Linked DNA regions of Homo sapiens: region 2 is linked to region 1. The links are chromatin loops, found by intact Hi-C in ENCODE. Cell type or tissue: GM12878. All regions are shown on one strand. Links, peaks and the distances in the headings refer to the core of each region. The heading gives the core; the rest is flanking DNA. Region 1 overlaps PBX3 (PBX homeobox 3). Region 2 overlaps PBX3 (PBX homeobox 3).

The links. Hi-C counts contacts between places; a loop is a spot of excess contacts. Peaks named below come from ENCODE experiments on the same cell type or tissue, not always from the same donor. Only the 100,000 strongest peaks of a DNase experiment are listed, where the experiment ranks them.
Region 2: it touches region 1 in a loop (2.3-fold over the local background); 36 of 110 quality-filtered maps call a loop at or near these places.

What each region holds. Positions count from the first base shown.
Region 1 is chr9:125,823,209-125,826,028 of GRCh38, reverse strand. All of the region lies in intron 2 of PBX3 (PBX homeobox 3), which reads right to left. Among named protein-coding and RNA genes, the nearest start is that of PBX3, 77 kb to the right of the region's middle. In GM12878, for the core only: no CTCF peak of the experiment used is centred there; a DNase peak (open chromatin) is centred at 1,748; H3K27ac peaks cover 287 bases.
Region 2 is chr9:125,756,127-125,758,946 of GRCh38, reverse strand. All of the region lies in intron 2 of PBX3 (PBX homeobox 3), which reads right to left. Among named protein-coding and RNA genes, the nearest start is that of PBX3, 10 kb to the right of the region's middle. RefSeq lists an enhancer at 1-234. In GM12878, for the core only: no CTCF peak of the experiment used is centred there; no DNase peak of the experiment used is centred there; H3K4me3 peaks cover 557 bases.

The DNA.
Region 1 (2,820 bases), core at 315-2,814:
AATGGTAGAATTTAACTGGTTGAAAACTGCCACCCACAGCTAACATTTATAAAGTATCTCCCAATGCAAAATTAAACAGACTTCCTTCCAGGACATTCTAGGCAAGTTCCCAAATAAGATTCCTAAACTAAACAAAGCTACTACATTAAACTTGGCGATATCACAATCATGAATTGATCCTCTAAATGCCAAAATTGAGAGTAAAAAAGAAAAATGGACACTTGTTAGCAATACAGGATAGCAGAAGTACACAGTGATGCTTACTGATGAAATGAGGATACTTTCTAAATCAGTGGTTTTCAAACTGTGGCCCAGGTACCCGTGGGGTCACTGAGGTACCCTCAGGGCTCTGCAAGGTCAAAACTGTTTTCATAATTCATTAAGATGTCACATTTTCTGTTTTAACTCTAATTTGTTCATGAGTATACAATGAAGTTGACAACAGGCTACGTGAAGCATGGCATCACAACAGAATGCAGAAGGAAATATGAGAAAACAGCTGTTGAAGCCAGACATTAAAGAATTTGTTAAAAAAAAAAAAAAGTAAAACAATATCAATCATCTAATTTTTTATTTTGGAAATATAAGTTGTTTTTTATTTTAAAATGATACTTATGCTAACGTGTTATTGTTATTTTAAAATAAACTAATAAAATTTTTAAATTTCTAATACAGTAAATACTAATAAATATAACCCACATAAGCCAAAGCTTGCTAGGTTCTCAATAATTGTTTTTTTTTGCGGGGGACAGAGTCTCACTTTGTTGCCCAGTCTGGAGTGCAGTAGCACAATCTCAGCTCACTGCAACCTCCACCTCCCAGGTTCAAGCTATCCTCCCACCTCAGCCTCCTGAATAGCTAGGAAAATAGGTGCATGCCACCACGCCCAGCCAATTATTGTATTTCTTGTAGAGATAAGGTTTCGCCATGTTATCCAGGCTGGTCTCGAACTCCTGAGCTCAAGTGATCCACTGCCTCAGCCTCCCAAAGTGCTGAGATTTCAGGCGTGAGCCACTATGCCTGGCAATTCTCAATTATTTTTAATTTTAAATGTGGTATGGAAAGAGATCCTGAAAACAAAAAGTCCGAGAATCAGTGGCCTAAATCATAGAGTTGATACAAGGATTAAATGAACTAATGCATGTAAAGCACTTTTCACAACGCATGGCAAACAGTCAACGTTCAGTCAATGGTAGCTATCGTTATTGTTACATAACAACAGCTGCGGCTACAGATAGCAATGCTGAGATCAGCCATTTCTGGAGACTTTGTTGTCCCCCACTGTCTAGTAAGCAATGAGTATTTAAAAAAAAAAAAAAGCCAACTGATTCATCAAATGTAATTCATCATATAGATTCTAATTTAAATTCTAATACAATCAATAAGAACCTGTTAGTCTGAAAGACTGTATCTTTCTAGACCCTGTTAACTTCCTTATAAACTAGGAAGGCCTAGGACTAGACTTACAATATACCTTGGAGACTAGAGTTATCTTGTCCTTTGAGACACCTGGAAAACAGCAATGAGAAGCCTAAGTGTCCTGTGCACAACAAATTAATTAAATATGCATTCTCATAATAAAGAAAGGTATACTTTCCTTTGAAATACTGGATCAATAAGGCATCATGGAATAACGGAACTGTGGACAGGCCCTTGAGCATGCTTCTGGTTAAGATTCTTCATTCCAGGCATATCTAGCACACACCCAAGACAGATCAACAGGTACAGAGACTCACAAACGGACCAGTCATTTTTCACTCTAGTGGTTACGTAGCCCCTCTACAAATCAAACCACAATCTTTCTTACTTTCACTTTCAGGACACTTCCTTATGTTTCATCCTTTATTGATAAAGCTAAAAATAATAATAGTAGTTGTATACAGAGGTCAAACACCTGGCATCAAGCTCATAAAAATCCTTTAACCCTTTAGCCTACATTTTTTTTTTTTTTTTGAGACAAAGTCTTGCTCTGTCACCCAGGCTGGAGTGCAGTGGCACGATCTCAGCTCACTGCGACCTCTGACTCCCAGGTTCAAGCAATTCTCCTGCCTCAGCCTCCTGAGTGGCTGGGACTACAGGTGCGGGCCACCATGCCTGGCTAATTTTTGCATTTTTGGTAGAGATGGGGTTTCACCATGTTGGCCAAGCTGGTCTCGAACTCCTGACCTCAAGTCATTCACCCACCTCAGCCTCCCAAAGTGCTGGGATTACAGACATGAGCCACCGCGCCCAGCCTAGCCTACTTTTCTCTAGTCAAAACACGTTCCAAATCTTTTAACTGTTTCCCATTGGATCTGTACTTCCTTCTCTTAACCATTCTTTTCTGTCTTCTAAACCCCAAGATAAAAACATACAGAATTCTTTTTTAATCTTTCTTTCTTTCTTTTTTTAAAAAAGGAGACTGATCCAAAGTAGCTAACACAGAAATTTCATTGAGGCACTAACAGACTATTTAGCCTTTAAAACTTTATTTAACACTATTACCAAAAAAAAAAGTAATTTATCCTCCTTAAAAAGGACCATATTAACATTATATATGTTAAATTCAGTCTTTTAAAAACTATCTTTGTATCTTGAAATCAGCATTAAGATGAAAGCAAGAGATATTACTGTTGCTATGGTAATACTTCAATGAACAGCATAACACACACTGGTACATAAAAACCATTTTCTGAGCAGCATGTACAGGTAAATAAAAGTTAAATAGCACATCAACAACAATTTCCTCACAGGGTCATGACAACTTTTATTTGTGATGCTTATTTTTATATATTACAGTGACTGAAGTAAATTTGAAAATGTCAATAATCAACAGCAATG
Region 2 (2,820 bases), core at 158-2,657, 67 kb after region 1:
GAATTAAAATACCTACCTTGGAGCATTGCTACAAGTTTAAGAAATAATATGTCATCAGCATTATATTATTTTTCCCAATAAGTATATATTACTTTAGATTTAAAGCATGAATTTTTTTTAAAGAAATGCATGTAAAGCACCCAGCACGCAGACATTGCTGCACACAGACATTGCTCAATAAATGGCAGTAATTTTTATTATCATTATTAAATGAATGGAATCTTCTGGAGGGGAGAGGCTTATTTTTTCAGCATGCTGCATTAAAGTTCAGCAAATTATAATCGCTTAAGGAAGAAGAGGTTTAGAAATTCTACAGCTTGGCCATCAATTCTAACATTTAAAACTGAAAGGGAAAACTTTATGGGAACATCTTATCTTTTTTTCACATTACAATGGTTGACAGCTACTTTTTTATATTGGAAAATGTTTATATTTCTGAAATTATTCACTCACTGAACATCAGTCATCTAAACGAAAACTTTGAACTCCTAATTTTCAAGTTAAAGCACTCATACTGATTAAAGTTCAGTCTTTAGAAAACACTATTAGATGGCATGTCAATATTCTGCAAAATATTAGAAATTTAAAAGTAACATAATAATCACAGTAATTAAAAAGCAGCCACAATGATAATCAGTCAAAAAAAAAAGGAAACTGGTTTGATGTTAGAACTATAACATTATACTGATTACACTGAAAGTAAGAAATATTTCCTTTATTGAATACAAAATGCCATAAATTTAGGCAAATCAAAATTAGTTCATGCAATACATTGACAGAACAGAATTTATGTTTATAGAGTCCATCATTTCATTTTCAGGCATTCAGTATCTCTACTTGATCACAGTCAAAAGGTCAAGAACCAAGAAGTCAGTAAGTTCCTAAGGACATCCTCAGTATCACATCACTGCTGTAACAAGTGGTGAACACGAGGAAATTCAGACAAGTCAAACACCCACACCTCATACACAGTTAAAAGAATTTTCCTTCATTTTTTTCTCTACTGATTCTAACAAAGAAATATGATGAGAAAAACTGGAGGTTTCTCACTTATTTGAATAACAAGTGAAAATCTAAAAATATCTTCACTGTATGTTATTACCAACTGTATCACTGGGTTTTATAGTGACAGCCCTGTGCTATAATTTCTGAGAAAACCTCTGCATAAAGCTCCATAAACCCAACCATTCCTGTAATGTATCACCTTATCTAGCACACAATCATTTCAAATACAACTTTTCATGTTAGTGTAATTTGTTCAAAAATGGTAATAAATACATCCATGAAGCCACAGAAATCACTGCACAATCTATTATAACTTGTTCTTACCAGTACTGACAGTTAATCCTAGACCCAAGATCCAGTGTAAAAGAAAAATAAAATATGCCAATATTACTAGGTTTAATTAAAGATATTAATTACACACATATCTTTTAATGGACCAACAGTCCCAATCAACATTATAAATAATCTGGACCAACTACAGAGTAATGTCTGTGAACAATTATCACAAAACTAAAACATGGATGGCTGTCAGTTGGTGGCAGAGTTCTTGCTTTCATAATAAATATAAAATCAATTTCCTGCTCTAGTTCCTATTCCAAGTTGAAAATGATATATCTGACTATGAATTCCAACAACCTTCACCTGTAGTTTTTTTTTTAAAAAAAAACAATGGTGGGAGGAGAAAAGAAAGAAAAATGAAACTTGTAAGACCACCTAAGTCAATTCTTCCTCATTTAAGGACACTTGGATAGTAAAGGTAAGATGCACATTTAAGCTTGCCATTTCAAATATATATATTTTTTAATGCAATGATTTCCTCCCCATCAAATGCCATTCAAGAATTTCATAAGTCCTTCCCAATAATTCCTCTATAAATTATTTGCAGGGCTTAGTACATCTGAAAGCCTGTAGAAACCTTTGTTTAAATAATAACATGCAATTTCAAAAGCTTTTTGTTCCCTTTTCAATCAAAAATAACTTCATATGTTTTAAATGAAATTTTGCAAGTAATCAGAGACTAATGAGGATTCACTGATTTAACTAGTTCAGGGAATCAGAGAAGGGAGTGAGAATTTAAAGTAACCAAGTGTTTCATTTAGAAAAGCAGCTAATGTGGTAGGTACACTAAAAGTCGTCTTCACAGCGAAATGTAATCAGGACTTTTGTCTCAGGAGAAACTCATCCTCCTTTCTGTGCACATTCGTAACTCACATTACCATTAACAGGCATCACACATGCACACCGAAGAGATGCCTGCCTTGGTAGTATGCATGCATGGCAGCTGTGGTGACTAAATAATCCACATGGCTCTGAAGAGAAGATATGGTTTACTGGGTCCAGAGTCACAGCTACAGTGGTGGAATTCAGACACTTGAACTAAACCCCAGTAGGAATGCCTTACCCAAACCCTCTTCCTTCTAACCATACCCAGCAAATACAGTTAGGCCAGGATTTTGCAATTCCATCCTCTATGCATGGTTTATAGATAGAAGTTCCATGTTTGAGTAAACCTTAACCTTCTTGTAGGCACAGAAGGTCTGTCTTCCTCCCTTTCCCCACAGCAATCCTAGTATTCATTCATGTATTTCTCCCCAGAATATAAGAAATATCACAAAATAGCTTTATAGAGAAAAATTCAGAGGCCTAGCTTAGGCCACAAAAGTCAACAAAATCTGAATCCAGTATGAAATTCCATCTTCCACACAAAATGTCATCAGTAATCTTACCTATAAGATATATGCTGAAATATAAATTCCACAGGTTGTATAAAGGGCAGTTTAACCATGAATTATAATTGTTACAGCTTTTATGGAT